Linked DNA regions of Homo sapiens: region 2 is linked to region 1. A link is an interaction called in ENCODE POLR2A ChIA-PET data of the cell type or tissue named here. Cell type or tissue: endothelial cell of umbilical vein. All regions are shown on one strand. Each heading gives the region's core, and the rest is flanking DNA. Links, peaks and the distances in the headings are about the cores only. Region 1 overlaps MYCNUT (MYCN upstream transcript). Region 2 overlaps LINC01804 (long intergenic non-protein coding RNA 1804).

The links. Peaks named below come from ENCODE experiments on the same cell type or tissue, not always from the same donor. Only the 100,000 strongest peaks of a DNase experiment are listed, where the experiment ranks them.
Region 2: POLR2A ChIA-PET joins it to region 1 with 6 read pairs; 2 of 35 experiments call an interaction of 5 or more read pairs at or near these places.

The regions. Positions count from the first base shown.
Region 1 is chr2:15,932,311-15,937,687 of GRCh38, reverse strand. It overlaps MYCNUT (MYCN upstream transcript), which reads right to left. Exons shown (of 3, transcript NR_125783.1): 3 at 1,670-1,914. MYCNOS (MYCN opposite strand) reads left to right here. Exons shown (of 4, transcript NR_110230.2): 4 at 512-1,423. Among named protein-coding and RNA genes, the nearest start is that of MYCN, 5.6 kb to the left of the region's middle. In endothelial cell of umbilical vein, for the core only: no CTCF peak of the experiment used is centred there; no DNase peak of the experiment used is centred there.
Region 2 is chr2:15,702,394-15,707,770 of GRCh38, reverse strand. All of the region lies in intron 4 of LINC01804 (long intergenic non-protein coding RNA 1804), which reads right to left. Among named protein-coding and RNA genes, the nearest start is that of LINC01804, 14 kb to the right of the region's middle. In endothelial cell of umbilical vein, for the core only: no CTCF peak of the experiment used is centred there; DNase peaks (open chromatin) are centred at 3,090 and 3,520; H3K27ac peaks cover 1,550 bases.

The DNA of each region.
Region 1 (5,377 bases), core at 320-5,319:
GGGTTTGGGGTTGCTACCTTTACGGGTTTCTTTAACCAAGAGGCAGAATATTCATGATCATTCCTAGAAAAAGAAGGAGATTTCTCAGAACTGTGACACCACCTATTTTTAAACCAAATATGGGTGTTCTCGGAAGTGTCATGATGCTAGTGGGGTGTGTGATTTAGTATGTTAATGAGCGTATAATGAGGTCCTAGGAGAAACCTAGGTCAAATCCAGTGCCATGCTGGGTTCAGTGGGTCTTAGCCAGCTTGGTCTACACTCTGTTTTTCACGGTCTTAGCCCATGGCCTCTGCAGCCATTTCAACAGTTTCCTTTTGCTAGTCATGTGAAATTGCTGCCCAAAATCTTCTATTATTCTGCAGCCACCTTATATTATTCCTGTCTCAGGACCTAATGTGAGGTGTTTAGGTCATGAGGGCTCCACTCTTGTGAATGGATTAATGCTAATTATAAAAGGGCTTGAGGCTAGGAGTTTGATCTCTTGCCCTCTCTTCCTTTTTCCTGCCAGGGGATGGTACGCCATGAAGGCCCTCAGCAATTGCTGGCACCTTGATATTGGACTTCTCAGCCTCCAGAAACATGAGAAATACATTTCTTTTCTTTATAAATTACCCAGTCTGTGCTATTAGGTTATAGCAACACAAAATGAACTGAGACAAGTACCCATCTATTACTGTGTCTGAGCCCCTGGGTGGGTTTGGAACAGAGGTAAGTTAAGGTACAGCCGCAAGGAGCTCACTGTGGACCAGGGAAGGAGACCCACATCTGAAATGGATGCCTCAATCTAATCACCAACTGCTAGGATAGAGTTATACACAGCATTTGGTTTATAATTAAGGTGATTTTTGAGAGAGGAGAATATTTTAGTTTACAAATCTCCTCTTTACTAAGACACACACACACAAAGAAACAACACACACATACACATGTTGAGAAGGGCCCAAATCATGACTGGCTAGGAGAGCAACAGCCTCTAGATGGTTTTTCCAGATTGTGAATTAAAGATCTGCTGGGTTGGCCAGGCATGGTGGCTCACGCCTGTAATCCTGGCACTTCAAGAGTCTGAGGAGGGCAGATGGCTTGAGCCCAGGATTTTGAGACCGGCCTGGGCAACATGGTGAAACCCTGTCTCTACAAAAAATATAAAAATTAGCTGGGCGTGGTGGGTGCGTGCCTGTGGTCCCAGCTACTTGGGAGGCTGAGGCAGGAAGATCACCTGAGCCCAGGGAGATCAAGGCTGCAGTGTGCCATCATCACACCACTGCACTCCAGCCTGGATGACAGAGTGAGACCTTGTCTCAAAAGAAAAAAAAAAAGATCTACTGAGTCTGTCTTCAGGGACAAGAGCACAGTTTCTCCTAGGATCTTCACACCTCCCTCAAAATGTGTACATTTTTACTGATTAAATAATTTAAAAATCCTTGGGATCGATTGACTTCATTTGGAAAACAGTAAAGCTAGCTCTCTGCCTAACCCAAATGCAAAAAAAAAAAAAAAAAGGGCAGGGGAGGGGTGGGGGTGCTGGATGTAAGAATTTTACTATGATAAAAAGTTGACAACAGTAATAGAAAATACTTGCCATATATATGAGTCAAAGATTAGATCCCAGGTATACAAAGAGCTCCCACAAATTGAATAGAAAAAAACGGGCAGACAGAAATATGACTCTAGGATACGAGCAGGTAATTTACTGAATAAGAAATGCAAATTGTCAATAAACATATGAAAAGATGCTCAACTTCACCGGTAGTCAGGGGAATGCAAATTAAATCTCAGTGAGATTAACATTTTTGGGTCTAGCAGATTGGCCCAAAGTACTGGCCAGCCTGGGGAGTGGGAGCAGGGGCCTCACATACACTGTTGGTGTGCCTGCCCCAAGAGGAAAAGCAATTCCACTCTTCATGATCCATCCTACGAGAAATAATAAGACAAACACATAAAAGCATATAAACAAGAATGTGTGTGGCTGCATCATTCTCAATAACAAAAATACTATAAGCAATCTAAATATCCATAACTAAAACAAATTAAACAGGAGAATGGTATGTAATACATCCATGCAGTGGAATTACATACACCCACTAAAAATAATGTGTTAGGTCTATAGTTACAGACGGGAAATGTTCCTGAACATGAAGGAAAATAAGCAAGGTATAGGTCAATCTGTCTGGCATTTTGGATATATATGTACTTAGATATATCTGCATCAACCCCCCAGTAACAAATTGAGAAGAATGTGCACCAAGTTGCTAACAGGGGTTTACTTTGAAGAAGACAATCAGTCAGGTGGAGGGAGAAACTTTCTTCTTGATATAACTTTTATTTATTTATTTTATTTTTTTTGAGACAGTTTCGCTCTGTCATCCAGGCTGGAGTGCAGTGGCGTGATCCCGGCTCACTGCAACCTCTGCCTCCCGGGTTCAAGTGATTCTTGTGCCTCAGCCTCCCCAGTAGCTGAGATTATAGGCACCCGCCACTATGCCTAATTAATTTTTTTTTTTTTTTTTGAGATGGGGTCTCGCCTTATTGCCCGGGCTGGAGTGCAATGGCACAGTCTCGGCTCACTGCAGCCTCCACCTCCCTGGTTCAAGTGATTCTCCTGCCTCAGCCTCCCTGGTAGCTGGAATTACAGGCACATGCCACCACACCAGGCTAACTTTTGTATTTTTAGTAGAGACAGGGTTTCACCGTGTTGGCCAGGCTGGTTTCGAGCCCCTGACCTCAAGTGATCCACCCACCTCAGCCTCCCAAAGTGCTAGGATTACAGGCGTGAGCCACTGTGCCTGGCCTATAACTTTTTTTTTTTTTTAAAGCAATGGGGTTATGAACAAATTTAATTTCTTTGTTTTTGTTATTTTTCAAAAATAATTTTGTTACTTTTCAGTAAAGTTAATCATTTCAAGTGATGTAAGGGACCCTTTTGTGAAGCCTAAAGTCACCCCCAAATTTCTCCTTTGTTTCCCAGGCCAGTTGGCATTTTTCCCACCAAACTGCTATTGAACTGAGTCAGCTGAGAGTGGGTTCAAAGAGACCAAGATGGACCAAAACGGGCACTGCTTTAATTAAGATTAGAATCATGCCCATCAAAGCCATTCAACGTATATGATGTTGGATGTGCCCAAGGCAAAATGCATAGTTTTTTGACATCTGAGGCTGGAGGAGAGTTTGAGATCCACCACTGAGAGAGTTTTGGAGGTGGGAAGTTTTATTTGTAATAGCATAATTAGGTTTAAAACAAAAATTATCTTCATTTAATGCCAGTAATTTGATTACTGATTTAGAAAATCGAAGTGTCCAGCAGACCCTGGACTGCCCTCAGAGACTAGTTTTGCATCCTTGGAGGCAGCTCAAAGACCCCTTCCACTGTGAAGACTTCCCTCCAGCTTCATGCATTACGTAGACTTGAGAGAGGGCTAAGATGGAGTGAGTCAAAATGCACTGCAAACCATGAAGAGCTACGGGGAATGGACGGTGATACTGCTGCTGTGGAGTTGGAATTCTCATTTCCCTTAGTTTCCTTATGCTAAAAGTCAAAATGGGAAAGATGTCCCTGGAGGCAGCTGCTCAGGGCCAGGCTCCACAGGTATGGGGTTTGGGGAGAAATAGGTTTCCCCTTGTGGGCCTCAAACTTGAATTTGTCAGTGCACTGGAATGGCTCACAATTAGGGGATCCTCATCTTAGTAGGAATCTGTAAGGGCTACAAGGAATTCTGATGCCAGATCTGGCCTTTGAGTCCATTTGGCGCTGCCCCTTGAAACAGGCAGGCTCTCTACGAAGGACAGGGGTCTCCTTTTTCTGGGATTACTTTCCAGACACAATGACGTGCTTTGGATGTGTCCAGATCACCTCGCGCTGTGCTGAAGTTTTCAGATCTTCTCCTCAGGTGATTACTTAGTAGATGGCTGATCTCACCCACTGATTCTTGCTAATTTCATTTTCCTATAATGCTGGATACATTCCTGTAGCCCCATGGACGGCCCGAGCTACCTCAATATCTGAGTGGAATTGCTAGAATCTGCCTGCTGGCCCTTTCAGTTTCCTTGGACTCAGATAACAATCACTGATAAATATCAGTGATTCTATCTGCTCATTTCCAGAAGCTGCTACTTCTGGCCTAGAAAGGCTTTTCCTTTCATTTCTGCTTATTCAAATTCTTTCCTCAAAGTTCAGCTGGAGACTGTCCTGGAAGGAATCTCGTCCTCCCTTCCCCTAACCCTACCCATTCTCTGCCCCAAATCTCCATTAATCTTATACTGCTTGCCGCCAACAAGGGGGTTCTTTTTTAATTTTTATTATTATTTTTAACTCTTGTCTCCCAGGCTGCAGTGCAGTGGTGCAGTCTCTGCTCACTGCAACCTCCTCCTCCCAGGTTCAAGCGATTCTCGTGCCTCAGCCTCCTGAGTAGCTGGGATTACAGGTGTGTGCCACCACGCCCGGCTAATTTTTGTATTTTTAGCTTTCTCCATGTTGGACAGGCTTGTCTCGAACTCCTGACCTCAGGCGACCTCACGCCTCGGCCTCTCAAAGAGCTGGGATTACAGGCGTGAGCCACCGTGCCCGGCCATGGGGGTTCTTTATCAGATTCCTGTGTGTGTGTGCGACTCCCCTAACAGGATGAGCAGTTCCTGAGTGCAGCACCCTTTCCCATGTTGCCTTTCCATCTTCTACAGCATCTGGTGCAGCGAATGCTGGAAAGAACAGCTCTGACACCAGACATGACAGCGAGTTCTGCTATGTTGGATAGTCCAACTTTTCTGAGGCTTTATTTCTCCATCTTTCTTTCTTTCTTTCTTTTTTTTCTTTTTTTTGAGAGAATCTCACTCTGTTGCCCAGGCTGGAGTGCAGTGGCACCATCTCGGCTCACTGCAACCCCCGCCTACCGGGTTCAAGCGATTCTTGTGCCTTAGCATCGTAAGTAGCTGGGATTACAGGCTCGAGCCACCGTGCCCAGCTAATTTTTTTTTTTGTATTTTTAGTAGAAAAGGGGCTTCACCATGTTGGCTTGGCTGGTCTCAAACTCCTGGCCTCAAGTGATCCATCCGCCTCGGCCTCCCAAAGTGCTGAGATGACAGGCATGAGCCACCACACCCGGCCATTTTTTCATCTTTCTTTTAGTATCATGTGAGGATTACACAAAGTAGCCATCTGGCTTATAATGGATGTCCAGTAAACGTTCCCTCCCTTCCTTCTAGTCCCAGCCCTCCTGCAGGGGCTCCATGTACCCCGCAGCAATAGACCATAGCATGTGTGTCCTGGGGGAGCCTGCAGAAAATGTCTCTTTGTTTTAATGGGACTGTTGAATCATTCTTTCTTCAACTGGAAATCTCTCTGGGCCACACCCCTTTACTCTTCATGGCTTGTCCGTAATCAAGT
Region 2 (5,377 bases), core at 53-5,052, 230 kb after region 1:
AGCCATTATCATGCCACTGCACTCCAGCCTGGGTGATGGAGTGAGACCCTCTATTAAAAATAAAAATAAAAATAAAAGTGATTATCCCGCTTTGTATTAGTTTTCTACTGCTGCATAACAATTTTCCGTAAACTTAGTGGCTTAAAACAGCATCCTTTTATCTCGCAGTTCTGTTAGGTTTGAAGTCCAGGTAAGATCAACTAGATTCTCTGCTTAGTCTTACAGGCCAAAGTCAAGGTGTTGGTAGCTGGATTCTCATCTAGAGGCTGGGGAAGAATCCCCTTCTAGGCTTGTTCAGGTTGTTGGCTGAATTCAGCTTTTTGCGGCTGTAGGACCGGCGTCACAGTTTCCTTACTGACTGTTAGGTGGGGGCCTCTCTCAGCTTCTGGAAGCTTCTCTCCAGTACCTGCTTGAGATCCCTCCACCTTCAAAGCCAGTAAGGCCATGTTAAATCCTTCTCGTGCTTCAGATGTCTTTGGCTTTTTCTCCTATTACCAGCCAAAGAAAATGCTTGACTTTTAGAGAGCTCCTGTGATCAAATCAGGCACACCCGGTTCACCTCTCTCCTGCCAGGCAGCATAGCATAACCTCAGGAATAAAGTCAGGGATGAGGGCCCTTGGGGCCATTTTAAAGTTCTGCCTGGCCCACACTGTGGGTTCATTGCTGTGTCCTAACACCAGGGTGATGATGAGTACTCATTGTCGTGCTGGTTGTTTATTGCTAGAAGTTGTTTGGGCCATGCTGTGCTTTGGCTGGTTAGTTATTTTTAACTATTTTGAAAGTAGCCCCCGCTTATATGCATTTTCTCTGTCAATGACATTTGTGATGGTTAATGTTAAGTGTCACCTTAACTGGGCTAAGGGATGCCCAGAAGTTGGTAAGACATTATTTCTGAGTGTGCCTGTGAGGGTGTTTCCAGAAGAGATCTGCATTTGAATAGGTAGATAAGTAAAGATCTACCTTCACCAATGTGGATGGGCATCATCCAATCCACTGAGGGCCCAGATAGAACAAAAAGGCAGGAAAAAAAAGTGTACATTCTTTCACTCTTCTTGAGGTAGGCCTCCATCTTCTCTTGTCTTTAGAACTCTTGGTTCTCAGGCCTTTGGACTCTGGGACTTACACCAGTGGCCCCTGGCCCTCTGCCCCACAACCAGCTCTCAGGCCTTCAGATTTGCACTGAATTATACCATCTGTCTTCCTAGTTGTCCAGTTTGCAGATGGCAGGTAGTAGAACTTCTCAGCCTCCATAATCATGTAAGTAAATTCTCTGGAGAACCCTCACTAATGAAACATTCTTTTCACACATTGAACAACTGCATAAGATTCCATTAAATGGATGCTCCGTAATCTATTTAATAAGTCTGCTAACAAATAACTACAATGTAAGGAGTGTAGATTTGATTCGATAGCGGTGGTGAGCCATTGACACTGGGGAATGACATAATCAGCTTTGTGTTTTATGCAGATTACTCAGTCAGAATTGGGAATCGTTGATGGAAGGGAGACTAGGCAGGAACAGAGAAAAGGTGGGGGACCTAGAGGGACTTGAAGTGGGAGAAGTGCCAGCCAACTTGCATCTTTACTAAGAACCTCATGTGCTCAGTCATTCATTTATCCAGCAAACACTGAGCACCTACTGTATTTTTGGCATTGTTCTGGGTCCTGGGGATATAGGGCAATAAAGCAGTCTCCCTGTCTTTAAGGAACTCCATCTAATGAGTAAGAGAAACAGGCACATAGGCCAAAAACCAAGTTCTAGGTCCTCTGATGGTCTTTTGTACAGGCTCCAGTAAGGGATAGAAGAAGAAGTGGCTAATTTTTCCAGAGGGGAGCAGAAGGACAGAAAAGAGGTCAGAAAAGAGAATTCTTAAAAGGAAAGTGTTACAGGTTGAATTGTCCTCCCCTCCTTTTCAGATGTTGAGGCCCTAAACCCTAGTACCTCTGAATGTGACCTTATTTGTCAGTAGAATGTCTACAGGGGGAATCAAGTTAAAATGGGATCATGATAGTGGGCCCTAATCCAATATGACTGGTGTCCTCATACAAAGGGTAAATGTTGACATAGACACACACACAAGAATAACGCCTCATGAAGATAAAGGCAGCAATCAGAGGGAGAATGCTTCTACAGACAAGGAATACTGAAGATTGCCAGCAACTACAGAGATTAGGACGGAGGCCTGAACATATTCTTCCCTACAGCCTTCCGAGGGAGCATGGCCCTGCTGACACGCTGACCTCGAACTTTCAGCCTCCAGAACTGTGAGACAATAAATGTCTGTTGTTGAAGCCACTCCATTTACAGTGCTTTGTTACAGCATCCCTAGTAAACACACATAGTAAGTAGACCCAGGGAAAGCCCATTCAGGGAAACACCAGGGGAGAAAGCAGGCTGGCAAGTTTAGGGCCTGGGGAAGGGATGGGGTAGCAGAAGCCAAGATACAGAGGCAGGCGGGGGCCCTGCTTGCTGAGCAAAGAAGACTGGATTCACCCAGAAGATGATGGAGATTCTGGGCAGGATACTGAGCATGGTTGGAGTGTGGTCAGATCAACCCAGCATATGGGTGGAGGGTACATTGGAGGGAAAGTGTGTGAAACCAATTGAGACTCTGTCGAGATTATCCAGTTAAGTGATGGCAAGGGTCTGATCTGGGTCAACAACAGAGAAGAACCCAATCCAGACATTTTACAAAGATAGAAGCACAGGACTTGGTCATTGACACTGTGTGCTAGGGAAGGGGGACATTTAAGAGAACTCCCAGATTCTCACCTCCAGGTTACTCTAAGACTCTCCAATTTCCAGAAGAGGAACCTGCAGCCCATTAACCAAGACAAGTCAGCAGGCAGTTTTTAATTCCTCCCATTACCAGGAGTAGGGTGGCAGCCCTGGGTTACTGTAATAGGATTTGACCATCCGATTTCAGGCTGGCCCCACTGATAACTGTAGTTGTCATCCCTGTTGAGAAAGGGGAAGCTAAGACTATCATTGTCATATGCCCTCCACACCCTTGAGAAGAAAAAAATCAGTGAGTGTTTCCATAATCACAACTGCCTTGGGAGCTGCCAGGAAATTCCAACAGGAAACTCCCGTTTGGAAGTGTTTTGTTTTGATTAGAACATGTTTATTCCCCTCTAAGGATACACTTTGAAACCAGCACAGGGCCTGGTGTCTATCCTTGAAACAGGCTCCAGGAGGGCCTTGGCCATCCCTGAGGGCAGGAGGCTTGGCCGGGGTGCTGCTGAGCAAGTCTGGGGAACTGAGCTCAGGCACAACAGAGGGACACTGGGGGTCCCAGGGTAAGGTCCTGAAAGCCCCCCAAGGCTGGCATCTGGAGGGGGACTCTGGGAACCAGGATAAGCCACTTCAAGAAGCACCAGATGCTTTTTATTTTGGCTTGAGATTCCTGAGGCTCAGATGAGCTCAGTTCCTGAACCACTGCTCCAAATTGCCATTGAGGTTGATATTTACAACAAAGATCCAGGAGAAGATGAATCAGCCTCATTCCTTTGTTTGGGAGGCTCAGGCTTAAGCTCTTCCCAAACTAGTTCCACCTCACTTTCCAGGTCCCAGGAAGGCTGTGCCCAACAGTCAGGAGGATATTCCAACTGCTAGACCAAATTCAACAGGACCATTACTACTCCTCCTCCCCCTCCCCAGCCTCCCTGGGGAAGCTGGTGAGCCCTTAAGAGACCAGCAGCCCCTGTGGCCTCTTCGACTGCCCTCCATCCATGGAGCAGAGGTCTCAGAGCCCACAGTCAGTGATCTTGTACAGACACTCCTCCACAGAGAACTCATCATTCTGTCTGGAAGAGCAGTGGCCATCAGCCTCCTGGAGCTAGAACAGGGCTCCTAAGCACTCTCCTTCCCTTTAAATGGATTTTAAATGGCCTTTACAAGTCAAGTCTTTCAGGAAAGTAAGTCCAGAGAACAGACTTCAGCTCTTACTTAGCATGAAGATGAGGGTTAGAAATTTGGGTGCCTACTTCCCTTCAGGTTCCCAAAGCCTCTGGTCAATTGTGCAGGGGATTCTAATCAGCTCTCCATAGGGCATCTGGGTTTAGGCATCAACTATTTGAAAGAATCAAATTCACAACCAGAAGTCCCTTCCTCCTCAACATTCCACAATGATTCAATGGTGTAGGAGGCCTTTTGAGCAAGGGACATTGTTGCCTTAGTTTTTGCCACTCAGCTGGACTAGGTTGCTGCAGGGGCTAAAAGTAGTGCATGCTCCTTGCTGAGTGTTTCTTCAGTATAATCAGGGAGATGCCCCAATGCCCAAATTCAAAAAGAAGGGAGGGACTCCTCTCCCACTCCTATCCCCACCAACTAGCTTCCTGCTTTACACGGCTGTCTTTTAATGCAGGTTTTAATATTATTCAGGTACAGGGATGATATGGTTTGGCTGTGCCCTCACCCAAATCTCAACTTGAATTGTATCTCCCAGAATTCCCATGTGTTGTGTGGGAGGGACCCAGAGAGAGGTAACTGAATCACGGGGGGCCAGTCTTTCCTGTGCTATTCTAGTGATAGTGAATAAGTCTCACAAGATCTGATGGGTTTATCAGGGGTTTCTGCTTTTGCTTCTCCCTCATTTTCTCTTGCTGCCACCATGTAGGAAGTCCCTTTTGCCTCCCGCCATGATTCTGAGGCCTCCCCAGACATGTGGAACTATAAGTCCAATTAAGCCTCTTTTTCCTCCCAATCTTCGGTATGTCTTTGTCAGTAGTGTGGAAAAAGACTAATACAAGGGAAGACTATGGAACAGAAGATGATTGCCATTGAAATGACAGTTTGTTACTCACAGTTCCCAAAAAAGGGGGCACATTCAGGGCCACACGGGGAACCAAGGTCCATTGGGAGGCAGAGGAAGCAAGGGGAGAATGCCAGCAGGAGCCTCTATTCTGGATTTCTCAGGAAGGAATGGGCAAGACAGGGTAAGCAGGCTTAGAATGGGCAAGTTTGGATGGTTTTAGTGGACTCTGGGACATAGCGGCTGTCCCTAGTTGCCTGGTACTGGTCTTGGGGTGATTAGGGCAGGTGGAGAATGGCCCAGATTATGAGGTACTGGTATGTGAGCACCGCATCTGTTGGCCTGCGTAAGAAAGGTACACTCTGCAATTGAATCATTTACTATCTCTGTGACTTGGTCAATCCTGAGGGCAAAGTCTGGGAAGCAGTCCCTCCAGGGTCAGTAAAAGGCTCTAGATGTGAAAATATCCAAATTAAAAAATAAAACAAAACGAAATGAAAAAGCAGAGTTGAGGCTCTACCTCTACAATTTCTTTCTTTAATTAGCCAGGCTTGGTGGCATTGCATCTGTCAACCTAGCTACATGGGAGGCTGAGGCAGGAGGATCAGTTGAGCTTAGGATT